Linked DNA regions of Homo sapiens: region 1 is linked to region 2. The links are chromatin loops, found by intact Hi-C in ENCODE. Cell type or tissue: mammary epithelial cell. All regions are shown on one strand. Each heading gives the region's core, and the rest is flanking DNA. Links, peaks and the distances in the headings are about the cores only. Region 1 has its middle 18 kb from the start of MIR302F. Region 2 has its middle 190 kb from the start of LINC02879.

What was found. Hi-C counts contacts between places; a loop is a spot of excess contacts. Peaks named below come from ENCODE experiments on the same cell type or tissue, not always from the same donor. Only the 100,000 strongest peaks of a DNase experiment are listed, where the experiment ranks them.
Region 1: it touches region 2 in a loop (15-fold over the local background); 8 of 110 quality-filtered maps call a loop at or near these places.

Annotation. Positions count from the first base shown.
Region 1 is chr18:30,275,505-30,286,317 of GRCh38, reverse strand. No RefSeq gene overlaps it. Among named protein-coding and RNA genes, the nearest start is that of MIR302F, 18 kb to the left of the region's middle. In mammary epithelial cell, for the core only: a CTCF peak has its summit at 5,264 (motif pointing right); a DNase peak (open chromatin) is centred at 5,257.
Region 2 is chr18:28,957,355-28,968,167 of GRCh38, reverse strand. No RefSeq gene overlaps it. Among named protein-coding and RNA genes, the nearest start is that of LINC02879, 190 kb to the left of the region's middle. In mammary epithelial cell, for the core only: a CTCF peak has its summit at 6,340 (motif pointing left); no DNase peak of the experiment used is centred there.

The DNA.
Region 1 (10,813 bases), core at 999-8,998, 1.3 Mb before region 2:
TAGAAGCTCTTCAGTTTAATTAGATCCCATTTGTCAATTTTGACTTTCGTTGCCTAAATTGAAAGTTTTCTAAAGAAAATAAGATTCAGGAACTCATAGTCAGAATTAAGCCTGTCTAAAGTTTAGTCAGCCTGAGGGTAATGTTAAGGTCTTATTGGCTAGTATATATAATGCACAGTTTGAAGTACATAAATTATCATTATAATATTAAAAAAATTGCAGTCTGATGGGGAGGCAAAAAATGGAATTAAGTTAAAATTAAGTGGCACACACCTGTAGTCCCAGCTGCTCCGGAGGATGAGGCAGGAAAATCGCTTGAACCTGGGAGAAAGAGGATGCAGTGAGAGACCATGCCGTTGGACTCCAGCCTGCGTGACAAAGCAAGACTCTGTTAAAATAAATAAATAAATAAATAAATAAATAAATAAATAAATAAATAAATAAAATAAAACACTGAGGTTGTCTTGAACGCATTTTAATGTTTTCTTTAGGATTCAAAATTTACAATACAAAATACTTTAGGGCTTTCCGTTTTTAAAATCATACAAGTGTAAAATGCCAATGAGTAAATAATTCTCTTATGAAAATGTTGAGTCTAATTGGAGAAAAATTATGCAGAAGAATGTTCTTTTATTTTTTAATATAATAATTTTTTATTTTAATTAATATCATCAGTATTGAATTCTAAACAGTTTGAAAATCTAATTTATATTATATAAGGTAGCACAACTATGAAAACTGGGTAATTGAAACAATGATTTACATTTTCAGTTTTTTAAAAAAGAGGCATTAACACAATATTTAGTACCATCAAAAATATAGTTTTATAAAAGTGATTTTTTCTGTATTCCCTTGAGATCAGCAACATGTTGATATGAGTAGTTAAAAGAACTCAACTTTCTATTGAAGTTTACTATTGTAATTTCTGCCAGTGAAATCACTCTACTGTATTCTTCAAATTATATTGAAGGTATTTAAAGTATTTGGCTTGTCTTTAATAATTTATTGTAAAATTATTAAAACTTAAAAAGACTAAGAATAGAAATAAATAAGGTTGTATAGAAACTTACACTAAAAGTACACAGCTGAGTAATTTGGAGTAAACCTTCAGGACACTCTTGACCTTTAATCTCCATTAGGTTCAATGCAAAAACAAAAGCAAAACCAAAAGAAACAAAAACACTGATCAAATAAACAAACAAATATAAAATTTAAACAAATTCTTCTATCTCTAAGGAGAAAACAAGAGGAAGAGGAAAAAAAAAAACTTTCCTGGTTGATTGCTATTTTTCCTGGAGGGCCCTGAGATTTACTGTCTATCGGAATAAAATTAGTCTGTGCTTTGAAAATGATCCAAGTCATCTGGCTTTAGCACTTCCAGGCTTCTTCAGAATAAGATTGAATTGAAGGCATCAAAAGTCATTGGAGTAAATTACAATAATAGCTCTATGGTAATATTGATAATGAGGCATATAATGAACTGGACTTCATTTTGGAGATTCTTGGTGACCAAAAAGAGAATTGCAAATGAAATGGAAATTTAGAGAAGATTAATATGGGATAAAGAGAAAAGTCTATTTTAAAAGGTAAAAATTCAGGTTAGTTGCAATTAAGTGTAATGAGATTCTACTGCTAAGTGAAAAAATCCATTAAATGACAGAAATAATTTAAATACTGAGAAATTCTGAGATGAAACAGCAAAGCCCATATATCCAGAAGAGTTGGCCTATCCTGATTTCAGTTCCTGAAAACCCACAATGAATCTATTTCAACCACAGTCCATTTTGATCAATTTCACCAATGATCCAATAACCCAACGATATGTCAAATAACCCAAGAACATTTTATTTAACTTCACTGAATTTATTGTTAATGTTTTGTTGAATTATTATTGTCACAGGTGTATATTTTATCATTTTAATGTTTGTCAGTGATGAATTTCCTGAACTTACACAGTGTGTTTGTTCAAGCTTATCTTGTACATTTTTATTTGTGTATATAATGCTATAAGTTGATCTGTCTATCTATCTATCTATCTATCTATCTATCTATCTATCTATCTATCTACCTATCTGATAGTTAATATTATGTGTCAATGACTGGACTAAGGGATGCCCAGATAGGTGGTAAACATTATCTCTGGTATGTCTGTGAGGGTGTTTCTGGAAGAAATTAACATTAAAATTGGTAAACTGAATAAAGAATATTGACCTCATCAATGTGGGTGAACATCATCCAATCCACTGAGGGATCAATATAACAATTAGGTAGAGGAAAGGCAAATTTGCTCTATTTTCTTAAACTGGGACTTCCATTTTCTCCTGTCCTCAGATATTGGACTTCCTAGTTTTAGGGCATTCCAGCTCTGAGACTTACACAAGCACTGCCCACCCCTAACCACCCTGGTCTTCTACTCTGGTTGTCAGACCCTCAGAATCAGATACAAACATAATTATATTACCACCTCCTTTCCGGGTTCTTCAGATTACAGACAGCAGATGGAAGAACTTCTCAGCCACCATAATTGAATTAGCTAATTATATATATATATTCTATTGGTTCTGTTTCCCTGGAGAGGCCTGGCTAATCATCTATCTATTATCTATCATCTATCTATCTATCTATCTATCTATCTATCTATCTATCATCTATCATCTATCTATATATATATATCTATCATCTATCTATCATCTATCTATCTATCTATCTATCTACCTATCTATCTATGGAATTTACATAGAAAATAACCACTAAACAATATTAAAATGGTAATAGTAATGATTCACCCGTGCATTTTTGTGTTCTTAAAAACCCACTTTCCCACTGACAGTCTTGTTTTTCATTGTTATGAATAGTTCCACCATTTACCATCTGTTTGAATTTCAACAAGCCTATTATCCTTTCTGAACTTCAGTTTTCTCACTGGTGAAATGAGGATAGCAATGCCATTCTCAGAGAATTATTCTGAGGAGTAAATGAGTTTATTCAGATTATGCCAAATTAGGGGAATGGAGGACGTTGGGAAGTGGACCATGTAGGGAAGTTTGTTGATGTTCATCAATGAAATATATCACTAGAAGTGACTTGCAAAATAATCTAGTCCTTTTCAACATTTACAGATAAGGAAACTAAAGATCATAAGGTATGATGATTTACCAAGCTGTTATATACACAGCTTGTTAGAAACCATGGCCATATTAGAATCTGGTATTCCTAATTTTTAAGTCAGTGCTTAGAATGCATTTCTTTAGATATGCTAGGTAATTAAACTTAGGAAAATAGCATTAACTGTGATGAAAATAAATTACCCTACTGTGTGTTTTAGCAAGACACTTTAGTTTCCACTCCTGAATTCTCATCACTTTTATTGAGAGATACATGGAAACTTCCAGGTCTATGAGTATTTTATGTTCCATTTTTATACTATGAAAACTCAGTAAAAGGTTAAAACTAATTCCAAGAAAGTATACAATTACTTGCAGTATATAGTTTTAACACAAGTGTTTTCTTCAGGAAGAAAAGGTCAGTTGAGTAAACATACATGTTTTTTCTGCATTCAAGGAAATACTACAATAATTTGTAACACTTAAAATCTAGAAAGAAAATGCATAGACTAGTCCATTTAATTATCCTGGAAACGTTCAGTACATACACACATGTGTGCACACAATGCAATCATTTAATCAATATTTGGGGAGAATAAACTTAATAGATGGCACTAGAGAAAAAGCACATTGTAGAGTGAATGCTGGAGTAAGTGCTGTAGCTTTGTAGATTTTTTCTTTCTACAGTCTTCCCTGTTCTTTTCTGATTGGATATTACAAGAATAATTTATAAATTTGGGCAGAATTCTTGAGTCATGAGTATGAAATATTTTGTGCTATAACTCCTTTTAATTTCATGAGTAAAAATGGAATTATTTTTTCCATCATAAAGGGTACTTTATCATCTGGAAGTTTTCAAATACATGCCTCTGATAGGCAGTTATCTTCTGGTAGACTGATATCTTCTGTTTATTGACATAATTGTCTTACTCAAACAAAAATAAACTAGTACTTGTATATAATAATAATATGTTTAAAAATAAGAATTGATCGAATTCTTTGTTATATATTTACCTAAAATCCCTGATAATCCTTTACTTGTATATATAATAATTAAATACCAATTACCTCTCTTAAAAAATTAAGTTTATGTACTGTATTTTGCAGCATTTACTTATTAATTAATATTTAAATTACTTCTCAGTAATCAACATTTATAATTTATAATGTATGTATTCTTTTAAAACAACTGATTAATACAAGAAATTGAAAGTAATTACTTCATTTGCAAGCTAATAACAATTGATACATTATTTTCCTTTTTCTAGCTGAGATTTTGTTTTCTTTTAATGTTTTTAACAACATAGTCTCCTAAGTTTTCCAGCTGAAATAGCTTAGAGACATTACAAGTATAGATAATCTCAAAGATCGTCATCAATTAATGAGACACAGTTCTTGCGGTTAGCAATTCAGAATAAAGAGAGAACAAGCGATTATGTTCTTGACTGAAAACTGGTGATTGACTCCCTGGAAGCCTTACTAAAATATCATTTTCTGTATGGCTTTCTCCTGGGCTCTAGTTATTCAAAGTGTCAGCAGTAATTTGTTGAAACACATTCCATCCTGTAATATAGTCTTGTGGCCTGAATTTGGATAATATATTCTTTTTAATAGCAACTCTGCAGTGTATTTGAAGTAAGTTCCATTTCACAGATTAATCAGTGTTGAGGAAACAAAATATCCATCAATCCTCATATAAATTACAAAACCCAGCTTAAATTTTTCTCAATCTTGTTCCACAACGGACTGTCAAAAGCGAAACACCATAAAACACTCACTTGCAGTGAAAACACATTTCTGATTTACTGAATAAATCTTGCTCAATTGCCCTAAAACATTAAGCTCTTCACACTTCACATGGTCTTCTCTAATTGTGTTTTCACTAGCTTTGGATTTATAACGTAAGCTGGCCTGTGGGTGAAAGGGAGGATATTAGAAAATCAGTTGAGAACACACAAAATGCAAGTTGAATAGGGACATTTCAGAACTTAGATATGGAAATAATATTTTCTATACGTCATAATGGGAGGAGTAAGATGTATGCAATTTCAAACCTTAACAAATATATCTTCCATTACCGGCTTAATGACTCAAAGGCCTTTGTTTAAATTTCCAGAGGAATGTAATGGTTTATTCCGTAATGAGTCAGCAGGGGGCAGTAGGTATCATTGAGAAAAATGACTGAAGCAGCTGGAGCAAACTGTTTTTTCCCAGTGGGTTTCCTCACAAACTCTTTTTAAGAACAAAACTGATACTAACAAATAGCTGCCTCTCTCTTTGTGGGTGTTTTCATACACCTGATTTGGAAATAAGCTCATGTAAAAAGCAAACTATTATTCTCAATCTCCCCAGAGAATACTTGTTGAATGTATTTATTTTCAACGGGAGAAATTTAATCCACGTAATTAAAAACCCTTTATTGGGACATCAATAATAACATATTTGGATTTAAGTGAGCCTTTTATCTTGATTTAAACATCTTATATGTTGATATGAGTGACATTCTCACCCAGTTCCATATCAAGGAAAGATATTTAGCCATGAATTTTAATTTTGCTATGAATTTGAGTTTAAATCATTTAGAACGTAGACTACTTAGAAAGCCAGTGTTTTCTAAAGCAAGTTAATAAAACATTAAAATTAGTGTGATGTCTTTACTTTAAAAAAATGCTTCAATGAGGGTGTTTGCTTTTGTTCTGTTTTTGGTTCTGAAGTCCATTAAAAATACAGCCCTATGAAAATCTCCTTACTACAGTGGTTACTATGTAATAATGGTAGCTCATTATATCACAGAGCCACACAATAATAATTTGCAATCTGTCATGTGTGAAATCTTGCACTGAGGCAGATAAACTCTGGCTGCTGAAGTGTGCTCTGTATCATTGCATTGGATATAATAGCACAGATTGTCTAACAATATATGATGAAAACACTGTTTTTTTCTATGAGTAGAAATTTGATTACTCTAAATTATCATGCTGCAAAATGTTTTAAATATCTTTAAAAATAAGTTTAACTGGAACTTTAGACATTAATTAAAATGATTCACCACAATTGCAGAAAATCCATTAGGAAGGAAAAAAAAAAAAACCGAGCTGTTGTTGTGATTTTTTTACAAGCTCAGAATGATTTGAATAAATACCATGTTCAATGCTATCCATGATCCTATCCTATTGCCTTTTATTCTTTAATGAATATGAAAGGGATGATGAAGAGGAGTTTACAAATGAGACAAGCCATGACACTCACATGCTGAATAACATCATGGATCTTACCTGCCAATGAAACTAGAAAATCGAAATTGTTCTGCAGACTGACCCTCAGGTAAAAATGAAGTCTCTTTCTCTCTCTGTCTCTTTCTTTTTTTTTTTTCCAGTTGTGATTTTTAAAAAGCTTCCAGCTGTATTCATGCTATGTATACATATCACAACTTATATACATACGATTCAGTACACTGTAATCAAAATTTAACTGCTGCTGTTGGTAAAAATTTCCCTAGATGTGTTCAGTAATCATAAAATTATCTTTATGTCTATAATGTTTTAAAAAAGAATGTTTGTGTATAAATTTTATCCCTCTGAAGTAGGTTTGAAACAACTGCAGCTTACTAGGAAATACAAAATATAGGAAACTAGTTTGGTGAGAAGTTTAAATGAGTTGCAAGGCTTGCTATCAGTATGTAGAATGCTTATAGAATGGCAAAGAGGTCTTGGAACGAGTTCAATTAGTTTAGGATGAAGTACATGAACAGGGTCTGCCTCATTGTCTCTTTAAAAAGGATGAGATAACTAGCTAGATACCATGATAAAACAGATACCCTAGTTAAGATGAGGTATGCATTGAGATTCGTAGGCAGCAGCATATTTTCTAAAATTGGGTACTTTCAATAAAAAAAGGGGCAAGTTATGAAAGAATAAAATATTAACAGCTCAGTTTTCTGAGTGAAATATCTCTACTAATATGGAATTTCTGTGACAGTGTCATATTTCTTAGTTGAAAGGCCAATTACAAGAGCAAATACAGATATTTAATCCATAATATTAATAATAATAACTAAAATTTCTTGAGCTAAAATCCTGCCAGAACATTCCAGAATACTTTCATATATTGTCTTATTTTAATGTCATGACAAATCTAAGGACTGATAATAATTTTATGACCATTTTCTAGATGTGAATATTGAGGCAAAGAGTGATTCAAATGCCCCATGTTCTGACAGATAGTAAGTTGTGGACCTGAAATTTGTATCTAAGAAATCTGACTCTTTAAGATTCTGAGTTTAGTAATTTAGAGTCCCTAGTAATATTTATAATGCTGTTTATTGGGAACTTTGAAATAGTTGGCAAACTTACATTCTGATTTCCTGTTGTTAATTAATATTTGGGCCATTGACATGTCATTAAAAAGCTTTGGGTTTTATGTTACTAATGGTCAAAAATTGAAGTCAACTAACATTGAAATTGTCTACTCTCTTTCAATTAATTAACATGCACAATCTATAGGGCCTTTTGAACCATGCTTGGAAGTTTTCAATATGTCTATTCTGATAAAGTTGAGTAAACCGATTGATGAGATTATATTTCATTAAACAACAAAGTGTAGGTGACCACATAAGATCAGAAAAGTTCTGAGTCATGTTTAGCTGTGCCTTTGAGGAAGAGGGTAAATATAGTTTAGGCGAAAAAATTTATACATTAGAAGTCAAAAATATTATATACCACAAGTATTCTATTGTTTCTAAATTGTAAAGTTAGAACATGCTTCTATATTTCTCTTATGCCCTTCTTTTCCACTTTCTACATTGCATGACCATTATTTATGCATTTTCCTTTTATACCATAATAGTCTTCTCAGCTTGTGATCAGGGTCCCAATTCACATCATATATGGATCAACAACATGCATGAAATATTAATAAAATTGAACAACATACAATAAACATTTGCTACGTATCAGAGATTGTGCTAATTATTTTATATTCATGACTTGATGTAATCTTAACAACAGCATGAAGTCCTGATACCACAAATAATTAGTTTAAGTTTATATAATACTAAGTGGTGAGGTTGGAATCACTTCTGCTAACTCCAGATCTTAAAGTGGAAGAATGTGGTGTGGGGAGTGTGGTGAATAAACAAATGAATAAATGTATGTCTCTATGAATGAATTGCGTGGTTCTCAATTACATTTTATGTTACATGTGGACTAGATTTTCTGTATGTGCTTTGAAAAAATACATATACAACAAAAATTGCTAACTTTCATAACATGTTTCCTTATATTTTGGAACTCTTTCTCACTAGCTGTTTTTTTTTGTTTTCATTCCAGGATATAAACAATTCAATGTTCTATTCCTCTGTGGCTCTTTGGAAGTTTGTATGTCATTGCTTACAGTCCAAGAATTTACTGAGTTTTTGATAAATTGCCAAAAGATTTTACTGTCATAAGCAGTAGAATATGAGAAAAGTTTACCCCCACATATATAAGAAGATTTTATATCTTCTTCTTCTAATCTGGGGTGTGTGTGTGTGTGTGTTTCCTTATATGAATCATGGTTAAAAAGCCAATGCAGTGAGTTGGGGAGAAATTTTTTATTATTGCTTTAATTTTTAGGGCAGTACTGCTTGAGGAAGTTTATTGTCATTTCTATTGTGAACACTTATTCTTTTATGTGCTTTGAATCACAGAGGTGGAATGGAAAGTATAACCACAAAATGAACAAAATGTCTGTGTTTTAAAATTTGCAATTTAAGCATGATCTTAAATAGGACATCTGACATGGTGAGATTTCCAGTGTTATAATCATCATGCTTCCAAGCAAAGAAAAGTTAGCACAACTTACGTTAAAAAAAAAGATTGATTACATTAATTAAAAATATGTTTTCAATGCTTGTCTGTCAAATAAACTAAAATCAGATTTAAAAACATTATCAAGATTTTAGCATAATGGTGATGCTATGTCAGAAGATTTATTAAAAAATTAAAATTATTTCTGCAAATTGTATGGTCTAGATATATTAGTGATAGGCAATTAAAAAGTTATGTTTGTAACTTCATGTGTATAAAATGAGATAGAATGTGGGTATTTCAGTCTGGATTAATCATAAGTATTCTGTTGTTATTTTGTTTGTGTGTTTTTATTTTCTGTTTTTAGGTTTTTTTATTATGCAAGAGCTACTATAAGCATTTAAACAAAATAAAATTTAGAAGTATCATTTTGATTCAGGAGGCATGTAGATTACTAAAACAGATCAATGCAAGTTTCTTTTAAATTTATTAAATTATTAGTTTGGGAAGTCATTTTAAAATGGCCCCACTGAACAATTTACTACTAAAAATTAAGAAAATATATTTCAAGATAGCTGAAATAAAAGCCACTGGTAAAATACTATATCATATAATCAAATAAAAACTTTAAAAATACAAATAACTGATGGCAAATGCTAATACTGTCCTTACTATAGGTCAGAGGCGAATATAAACAATATTTTTGTGTAGTCTAATTCATAAAAGTATCATAATTATCCTCATTTTACAGGTGTAAAAATGAAGGTAAAGAGAGGTGTAGGAAGGTTACCAAAGGTCGTGTCCTTATCAACGGAACAACTGGGATTTGAATTAGGTACTTTCGTTCAGTGTTTGAGCATTTCTTCACTGTTTTTAACTGCCTCCTCCATTTTGCTGTCATCTTCAGGAACCTAAAAACATTACATCATTTTAGTACTCACCAATCCTTTTTATCTACAAGCTCAAGTTAATGTGTATTATCATCTGAGACAGAGTACTTGCAGCTAACCTTTGACCTCAGGAAGAAGACTTGCGTTTCTCTTTTCGTCTTTAAGTTCTTTCCTTTCTTCCTCCCTCCTTCCTCCCTCCTTCCCTCCCTCCCTTTCCCCTTCCTCCCTCTCTTTCTCCCTCCCTTCCTTCTTTTTTTTCCTTCCTTCTTTTCATCTTAGACAATTAAAAATACAAATAAAATCTAGTAAAATAAAATCACTTCAAGTTGACCAGGCAAATCAGTAACCCAGTACAACATAAAATCCATGGTTTATTCAGGATCACACTCTTGTAAGTAACTTACCATGGGGCATCACAAAAACAGTTTATTGAAGTAACAATTGACAGGCTTTGGATCAAAAACAGTCACTGAAAATGATGCTTAGATGAAATTTCCAGAGTCCTTAAAATAGAAATGCTGGATATTTTTATTGCGCAAATAGGAAATATTATAATATCTTGCATCCCAATGATAGAAAATCACATCTTTTCAGGACAATATTATGTCGTGATTCAGTCAACTGATCTTCATTGTCCTCAGTATTTACTATTAAATTTGAATGATTCTTAAAATGTAGAAGAATTAATTAACATATTGAAATAAGAAGATTGATCAGTAAGAAACTGTATAGTAAAACAATATAAATATAAATGTATGAACATAGCAATGCTAACTCATTTGACTTTTTTTGTATTTTTTCTATATGAGATATTATTGTAGTGGTTAACAGAATGGACTTCAGGAAGATAGTCTTGGTTCTAATCTTAATTTCCCACACTTCATCTGTGCAAACTTAGGAAATTTACTAATCTCTGTGTTTCCACATCTTCATCTGTAGATTAGGGTTACACTAATCTTGAAATATATTTCTAGATAATCTAGAAAATATATCTTGAAATATATTTTCTAAGATCGATCCCAAAGCATTGCTG
Region 2 (10,813 bases), core at 1,459-9,458:
ATAAGGATTGCAGAGATTTCTTCAAGATAATGATTTTTTGGACCTATATATATACACACACTCACACATAAACATAAACACGTATATATACACATGTATCCCCAGAAGTGACATTTCTAGAAATATAATAATAATATTTTAAAATTTTTTAGGATGCTCCATAATGTTCTTAATAATAGCTGTGCCAATTTACATTCTTGCCAACAATGTATAAGGAAGGTTTCCCATTTGTCTACATTTTCAAAAATGTCTCTTATCTTTTGGCTTTTTGATAATAGCCATCCAGTGTGAGATGACATTGCATTTTGATTGAAATCCCCTTGTTAAATAATGACGTTGAGCACCTTTTCGTATACCTCTTGAACATTTCTTATGTCTTATTTGGAAAAATGTCTGTTCATATCCTTTGCTCATTTTTTAATTGGATTTTTTGATTATTGAGTCGTAAGTTCCATTTAAAATTTAATATTAATCCCTTGTCAGATGTGATGGTTAATATTGAGTCAGATATATGATTTGCAAATATTTTCTCCCATTCTGTGTCTTGCCTTTTCATTTTATTGATTGTTTCCTCTGCTCTGCAAAAACTTTTAATTTATTTCTAGTTTAGTTGTTTATTTTTCTTCTCTTATTGATTTGGTTAAGACTTAAAATAACATATTTAATTGGCAATTATATTACCCCTTATAGGAACATCCTCCACTTTCCATCCCTGACCCTGGGTTGACTTATTATTTTAATATGCAATTTAACTGTACGTTTTTAATAAAATCTAAAGTTAACCACTTTCTTTACTGTATTCCCAAACATTAAGTGGCATTGTTTTCATTCATTTTTTAAAAAATGATTTATTGAGAATTAAGTCATTACATTCCTCAATTCACTGTAAATCTTCATAGGTACAGTATTACATTGACTCTTTCTAACCTAAGATACACATGGCTGAGTTAATCACATTGTCCATCTTCGTGAATAGACAAGAGGCTTCTTCTTTGCTTCTCTCTATCCTCTATCCCTGGGTTGCTTTGCCACCAGCTTTATGCTTCATCTCTCCCCTCTTTTTTTATACTAACAGATATCCACACTAATAAATTTAACATGTCCTTTGATTCAGTCTTACATATATTTAGTACAATATATGTTAACACTTGAAAAGCACACTATGTTTTAGTAATATTTTGTGTATTTTAAAATAATTGTTCATTGTATTTCCAAATTCTAATTTATTTCACTTCATGTTGAGGGCTTCAAAATTATTTATTTTATTTACATACTTCTGCTTTATTAATTTTGCCACAAATTTCACTATTTTAATTTACACTTAATCCACACTGCTCAATTTTCCCTATGTGGATTATTTTTCTTTTTTGCTGATTTTTTTATTGCTACTTTTTAAAACAAACATTTTATGACAAAACTCTAAAGCCTTTTTACCAAAATAATATTTATTCTATCTTCATATTTACATAGTACTTTATGCCCATAATGATAATCTATTTTTAAATTTTCCTTGAAAATTTGAAAATATTATTTCATTGTTTTCATTTTAACTGTTTATTTCTGTAATATATTAAATATAGATTACGAATTAAAAACACATTACATATTAAATACATACAAGAATATTTATAATGCATGTGTAGGATAAAATGCATAAAAGCTGAGTGAACAGTAATATATTCACTGCAGTCTAAGAAATAGAAATTTAGGTGTAATTAAAGCTTTATACCTTTCCATTCAAAAGATATGCAATCCTGACCTTTGTGTTTTTCATTCCTTTTATTCCTACTTTGTGGGGTTTACTTCATATGCCTACATTCAATAATGTTTTCAATTTTCCACTATTTTCAAATTTATATAAATGGTATTAGCTGTACATGTTAAGGACTTCCATTTTCACCCCACTTTATATTCCTCAGAGTCATCCATCTTGATTCCTATAGATGCATATAATTTATTTTCATTATTGTGTAGCATTTATTGTAGTATTGCTGTAAAATGTATTTATCTATTCTCCCATTGATTATGCTGTTTTCAGGGTTTTGGTTTTACTTTGTTTTGACAATGAAAGCTGTTATAAATATTCTTGAGCATGTCTTCTGAGATACATTTGGAAGGTTTTTCCTGGGTGAATGCCTAGGGTGGATTGCTGGATCAGTGTGTATGCCCATCTTCAACTTTGCTGGATGATGTTAAGTTATTTTTCAAAGTGATTGTACTCATTTATATTCCCACCAGCAGAATTCTTGTTGCTCACATGCTCATCAACACTTTCTATTTCTTGACATTTTATTTTTTATTAAACTGATGATAAAATTATATTTTACTATAGTTAACTTCTACTTTGCCAGTTAAATATTTTTAACATTTTTCGTTGGGGCTATTCATATATCCTCTTATTAGAAGGCTCTGTTCAATTTTTTCACATTATGTATCTTTTTGTTAATCATTTTTATAAAATCTTTACAAATCTATATTAAGCTATTATAAAAATATACATATATGTGTATGTAAGTACATACACACACAAACACATTTGTATATTACAAATGTCTTCTTCCACTTTTTGATCACCTTTTGGTCTACTGGTTAATATATGTTAGTAATTTTAATGTAAGTGAAATGCTCAAACTTTTAACTTATGTTTTATGTCTTTGTATTTGGTTTGACGAAATCATTTTTCCATTTCAAGTTTATATAGTCTACTGTGTTGTCTTATGAAGGCATTACAGTTATACATTTCACAATAGAATCTTTAGTTCTTTTGGAAATGGATAACAAAAGAAGGATGATATAGCGCTCTAATATAATTTGTCATATAAATAATCAGTTTTACCAGCGCTGTTTATTTAATAGTTCATCAGTTCTACAACTAATCTTCATTGCCATCTTTGTCAAATCTAAATTGTCCAAATATATATGAATGTATTTCTTTGTACTCTACTTTCTCATTGATCCATTTGTCTTGTTTTGCCCCAGTACACAATTTCCTTGTCAATCTCACTTAATAAACTTGGATATTTGGTATGGTAAAGCACTGACCTTTTTTTCTTTCTCAGGAGCAACTACGCTATTCTGTACCATTTGTTCTTACATATAAATTGTTAAATTATTAAATTTCATTTCAATTTCCATTAATATATTTTGAAATTTTTATTAGAATGAAAGTGAATATATAAATCAATTTGTGAGGCATTTGCAATTTCAAAATAGTGGTTTTTTCTCTTTATACGCATGGTACATATTTCCATTTATTTAAATATTTCCATTTTCTTCATTTGGACTTTGAGTACATCTTTTGTGAGATCCTAGTTGATGAATATCAGTAACATAATTTTTTTGATGACACATTCTGTTTTCTCTGGTATAAAGAAAATCAATGATCTTTAAATTAACTGTGCATTGATAATTTGGCTAAATATATAAATTTTAATGATTGATCTGTAAATCACTGTGGGTTCTTTATATACATAATCATGCTATCTTTGAATAATGAGTTTTGTTTTCCTTTATAATCATGTAATTTTATTATTTTCTTGTTTTACCATACTGATTAGATAGCAATCTTTCTTGATTTTTCATGAATATAAAGATAATTTAAAAATATATTTCACCCTTACACATAATGTGTGTATAGGTTTTTGTGGCTGTCCTTTATCAATTTTTTCTATACATATTTACCAAATTTTAAAGTCATAACTGGATGTTAATTTTTACTGACTATGATGTTTTCTACATCTTTTGAAATTACTAAAAATCCAAGAATCAGTCCTCACATAAATGGTTCAATGATTTTTTAAATAAAGAAATAGACATCTCAGTGAAACAAATTATACTAGAAAAACTGGATATCCATATGCCCCCAAATGAACTTCCATCTGTACCTCACACTACATAGAAAAATTAACTAAAAATAAATCTTAATGCAAATATAACATCTATAATAACACACCTTCTGAATTGTGCAAAGTTTTCTAACATATAACACCAAAAACACAGGATACAAAGGAAAAAAATGATGTTCTATTGCATTAAGAACGTATGCTCTTCAAAAGAAACTGCTGAGAGAATTAACAAACAAGACGTAGATTGGCGAAAAGACTAGCAAATCACACCTGCAATAAAAGATATGTCTGAGCTCAGAAAAGGCTATAATAAGAAAATGAACACCTTTTAAAGAATAGACAAAAGCTTCAAGACAAGTCACCAAAGACAATATATGGGTGGCAAATTAGCATATGAAAAGATGCTCAACCTCACTAGTCATTAGAGAAATGCAAATTAATGCCACTATGAGCTACCAGTATACACCAATTAGAATGACTAATATTTAAAAGACTAATCATTCAAGATTCTCAAGGATGTGGAGCAAATGAAATTCTCTTGTACACTGCTGGTGGGAATATAAAATGTATAACCACTTCAGAAAACAGTTTGGGAGTTTCTTAACATGCTCAGTTAAACCCTAGCCTATGACTTAGCCATTTAGCTGCTAGGCATTTACCCAAGAAAAATGAAACCATATGTCCACACAGAAACTTACACATGAATGCTCATAGCAGCTTTATTTATAATAGGAAAATAAGGAAAAGAGCCCATATATCTGTCAACAGATAAATGGATAAGAAATATTATGTTATATCCATAAAAAAGAGTATCACTCAGCAATAAAACAAAAGGAACAACTGATACATGCAACAATGTGGATGGATCTTTAAATAATTGTGTTAAGTGATAGAAGCCTAACAAAAAAGATCACAAGTAGTATTATTCCATTTACATAAAATTTAGAAAACACAAACTTACCAACAGCGATGGTTGGTTGCTTAAGGGGTGAAAGTCAGGAGGGGTAGGAGGCATGGTTTACATGAGAAAACTTTTGAGGGAGATGAATATGTTTATCAATCTGGTTGTGGTGAGGACGCCACAACTGTATATATGTCTCAATTTATCAAATTGTACATTTTATTATGTGTAGTTCATTGTATGTCATTCACACCTCATTAAAGCTGTAAAAATAAAACCACTTATTGGTAAAATATGGAATGCTTTTACTCTAAAACTGAAAAAAGAGCGAAACATCCAGTTCTGTGACTTGTATTCAACATTGCACTCCTGGCAATAGCTAACGGCAACAAGGAAGAAAATAAAAGTATTTCTGTGTAATTCAGTGAAGGAAGGCAAATCTTTTCATCATATGGTGCTGAATAAGTTAGATAGCAATATGAGGAAGAAAATGAACCTTGACTATTATTCACATTGGACACAAACATTAATTTGAGGTAGATTAATTAATTTGATTAATCTTAGTAGCATTAAAATTTGAAGAATTGTAAACTGCACTTTATCAATATTAAAAACTTCTGCTCCTCGAATGACAAAGCTAAGGAATAAAAAGTAGGAAACAGAGTAGAGAAGAATATATTTGCAGTGCATTTATCTGACAATAGACATGTATCCTAAATATACAAAGATTCTTGTAAACCAGTGATAAAAAGATAACCTATTTTTTTTAAATGGGCAAAAGATTTAGAAAGGCATTTCACAAAAGATAACATATAAATGGCCAACAGGCACATGAAAAGATGCTTAACAATTATTGGTCTTCAGGGATTTGCAAATCAAAAACCACAGAAACTATTAAGCACACGTTAGAATGGTTAAAAAACGTGAAAACGACGTAATATCTAATGCTAGAGAAAATATGGGGTATCTAGAAAACGTCCGTAATTTTGGTAGGAGTGTAAAATGACACAATGTGTTTATTAAACATACACTGACTATAAGATTCAGCAATTCTACTCTCAGTCCTGTTTCAATCAAAAGAAAGAAACTACGAACAATTTGTCCAGGGAAAGTTTAATATAAAAATAATGAAATATAACAAGAGATTATAAGTAAAGAGAACTCTAACGAATACAGGAATAGCAGATAGAATAGGCAGCCACTACCCTTAAGCGCCAAGCTAGAGAATTCAAGAACCTCAGGAAAAGGTGCAGTCCAAGCTCACTGGGCAAAGAAGAGCGGAGGTTGCTGTGTCTGTGAAACCCGCTGGAAATCGACTCCTTGGAGTTGGTCTACAAACTATTCTCAGGGGTGCTGGGGAAAGCTGTTCCTGGAGCGATGTCTCATTGGAAGTACTTGCCTACAAAACTGTCCAGGGCAAAATGGCCAGGAAAAGGTGTTGGTTATTGGGTGCTGCTGCCTGTCATGTAGGGCAGGAGTTGGATGCTTTAGCTCCATGTGTTGTAGGAGGTGAAGGCTGGAGAAGTTGCCCACAGGTAGAAACCTGCTAGAGGCACCCTCTAGCAACCTCCCTTCCTCCTGCAATGTGTTCCTGGCGCCCTCTATTGACAAACTTTAACATTGTGTCAATTGAAATGACTGAGATCCATTTTCGCAAAGCAGGCTACATTTGTGAATTTGGAACTGAGAGTTATAAATCAGTGGCCGGCACACATTCCCAGCTATTTAGTCTATAAAGTAAATTAAAACTTACATTTATCATAATAACTTTTAACAAAGATGTTTATTACATATTCATTCATAGTAACCAAAACAGGGAGAAAACCTGGAAATAACAAAAATGTTAACTAACAGAAGATTGGATAAACACAATGTGGGATATTTACACAAAATCATACTAGACAACAGGAAGGTACCACATAATAGACGTGATAACTTCAAAAACATGTTGAGCAAGGGAAGCAGGATGCAAAGCAATACGTATTGTATGATTCCACTTACATGAAGTCACAGAACGGGAAAAACTAATCTTTGGGGCAAGAAATCAGAATAGTGGCTGAGGCTGGATCAGGAAGGGTGAATGGGAATTAATTGCAAAGGGGCAGAAGGGAACAATTTAACGTGGTAGCAGAGTTCATTATTTTGATTGCATATTAATTAAATGACTGTATACAGTTGTTAAAACACATCAAACTGTACCCTGAATATGTGTGCATTTTACTCTTTATAATTTTGTGACAATTAACAAAATCTATAGTACATCTGAAAAGATAGCCTGAAGAGTTTAGATGAAAATGGCTAACTAAAGTTGTAAGAAACAACAACAAAAAAGTATGTATACATTCAATTTTTTTCCTTACTGAAAAATTCTAACACAAAGAACTTTAGTATGATTCAGTATTATTTTAGTTTTAGGTCACACAGTTTCATGTCAAAATGCAACATGAACAAATTTTTTTAGGATGATTGAAAAAACTATAGTATGTTCTATATCCACTATTATGCAGCCTCTCTCTCTTTCTCTGTCTCTCTCTTTTTTTTTTTTTTTTTTTTTTTTTTTTGAGACGGAGTTTTGCTTTTGTTGCCCAGGCTGGAGTGCAATGGCGCGATCTCAGCTCACTGCAACCTCTGCCTCCCAGGTACAAGCAATTCTCCAGCCTCAGCCTCCCAAGTACCTGCGATTAATGGCATTTGCCACCAATGCCCGGCTAATTTTGTATTTTTAGTAGAGATCGGTTTCACCATGTTGGTGAGGCTGTTCTCAAACTCCTGACCTCAAGTGATCCACCCGCCTCGGCCTCCCAAAGTGCTGGGATTACAGGTGTGAGCCACCGTGCCCGGTCCTGTAGCCTCTCTTAATTGCTAATTTTTAGTGGTTTTTATATCACTAGAAACAAAGCAAATGGGCACATGTATGTAAACAATTTTTATTTCTGTTGAAAGATTAATGTTTTAGCCTTCAAACAATAAACAGCTAAAAGGATTTGCTAACAAATTCAAACTTCCCTAAAATATGAAGCAAAGTAGAACATGGGCCACATTTGCACTGTTTTTTAGTTATGAGTCACGATAAAATGAATCATAAAGGTTATCCCATTATTGTGACCTATGTAACACACTATTGCCAAGGGAAATAAAAGGGAGTTTAATCTATTTGAAGGTATAGTCGATGAAGAGTTTTTTAGAAAACTGTTAAGCTGATAGCTATGAATAATTATACAGAATAAATTTATTAGAGACAGAGTCAGCATAATTTTTACAATATAATAATATGGCCATTAGAATTACAACAATCTGTCTAGCACATATTTTTAGAAGAAAAATCAACACATTTGTTGAACTCATTTGCTGGGCTCAATTCCATTTGCCAATGTGCACATTGCCAAGACATATTTTTGTAGAGCAAAACATGAATAAAGGTGGGCTATGCATATAACTGATGTAAGTAAAGCAGTAACATCAAGTAAATGTTTGTTTTTATGTCAAAATAAAACAAGAGTTAGAGTGGAGATGAAAGTCTTGATATTCTTGTATTTTCTATCTTTGTTGAAATGTGTGACCGTGATCAAGGTTTCTGTGGTGACAGGCAAGAATATTATCAGAGTCATGATATAGATACATTGCCTCTCATATATCTTTCTATTATTTAATATAATCATACAAGGATATGCATGAGAAATAAAGTTACAGCTATAATTAAAGAACACAGCAAAAACTGTGTACCACTAACAGACTTGTGAAGGTACAAACTTGCCAGCATAGAAAATGCTAACAAAAGTACTACTATTCTGTAAAGAAAAACACAAACATTTGCTACTATTATTTCTATGTGTCATTTGGTTATTTTTCTTGCTTTCTATACCATTGTCTTTTAGAACTTATAGCAAAACTTGAAGATGTCTATGTTGAACCCCTGTAATGGAATGTAAATTGATTTCAGTAAATTAGAATGTGTATTTTATATGAAAGGTTAAGTGAGATCCACATTTTGCTTTTCATTTTCAATAGATATTTTCAAATATGTGAGCAGCTGAGTGAAAAAGTATTTGTATAAATGACATGTCTCTATAGGTTCTTGCATTTTTATAAGACTTTTTTGGATTTTGGATTTGTATTCTTAAAAAAATCATGAAATTATTTTTTCGAGCAAAATCTAATTTTTAACATATAAATATTCTGTATTAAAAAGTTACCATAGAAAAATCCATATATGATATTGAATAGTTATTTTAATATTCTTCTCAGGATTTTATGATATCACAAAAACTCAAAGATGATATTCTAAATGTGGAGCATTCAAATACTATTATGAGGACAAAAATAGGGGAACTCTAAATGTTATGCTAATGAAGGAATTAAATATTTCAAGATTCTTATTAATTCTTTTTAGTAAACACAGTTTTATATAAAATTTATTTATTCCCCGATTACATCATCATCATATCATCATCTTGGTATAAATTAGCAAGGAGATATAAAATTACACAGAAATCATCATAAACAAGTTGCTTTTAAATACATTAAAAGACGTATAGGCAAAAACCTCAAAAACCATGACTAACATGTGATATTTAACCTGTTTCTGCTGTATGCCATAAAAACCTCCTTTGAGATTTACCTAATTTTAGCAATCAACCAAAAGACACTACAGGAAAATGGAAAGTTGAATTGTCTTTCTTGGTCTAAAGTATTATTATCATTAATATTTGTAATATAATAATTATTTTAATCCACATGTATTTTCTACCCTCAAGTATTGTTATTGAAATGTGTATTCTAAAGCATTTGCCTTAATTGTGTATTTACTATTCATATTAAAAAGCGAAATTTGTATTTAGCATAACTTGTTCTTAATGAATTAATACTGACTCCAAGAACTCTGTACACTCTTTTCTAAAGGTACTCACAAATAATCACTTCAGTAATTTATTCTCAGATTGGCTAGCCTTTTGCATAGTTCACTTTTCCCTAGTTTCAGAATCCTTTTTTCTTCTTTTAGGATTAATGAACAGTTTCACATTGTCAGTTAATACATATATATTTTTCTGTCTCTTTTTTCCTTTCTCCGAACAGTCTCTAGGATTGAGAATATTGACTTTCCAGTTACATCTTTTAATTCTTCCAGTAAATTTTGATTCATTGTATCTGAGTCTTAAGAATTGAAATTATTTTAAACTGCCAATTTTTTTTACGATCTCACATACCTAAATATTGAATTTTCTCTTGAAGGTACTTAGTTTATTATTTGTAGTATTATTATTATTATATAAGACATAAAACAGGAGTTTAGTATTTCTACAGTTCTCCTGTGATATCTCTTTTTAACCTATGCTCCTCTACACACTCTTTTAATAAATTATTGTTGTTGTTATTATTATTATTATTATTGAGACGAGGTCTCTCTCTTTTGCCCAGGCTGGAGTGAAGCGGTGCGATCTTGGCTCACTGTAACCTCTGCCTCCCGGGTTCAAGCGATTCTCCTGCCTCAGCCTCCCGAGTAGCTGGGATTACAGGCACCCGCCACCACCCCCAGCTAAATTTTTTTTTTTTTTGTATTTTTAGTAGAGATGGGGTTTTGCCATATTGGCCAGGCTGGTCTGGAACTCCCGACCTCTGGTGATCCACCTCCTCGGCCTCCCAAAGTGCTGGGATTACAGGCATGAGCCACCACACCTGGCCATAAATTATTTTCACCTTCTTTATGATTCTTCCTGTGGAATCATACATACTTAGAAAAGCATTCTATTTATCTCAAGCATCTTCTTTATTAATTTTATTATAGATAACATTAATTATTGATTCAAGTTGCATTCATTTAAGGAACGCAATTTGATCAGTCTTGTGAATTGTGTACAGTCATAAAAACACAACCATAAACAAGATACAGAACATTTCCATTCCCCACGAAAGATTCCTCATGCTCTTTTTAAAGTGCAAAACTCATCTGTGTCTGGAACCAGTCACTGATTTGCTTAAAGCCACTGTGAATTGTTGTGTAACTTACATAAGTCGAACAAAATAGCATGTACTCTTTTGTCTGGCTACTTTGATTAAGAGAAATGATTTT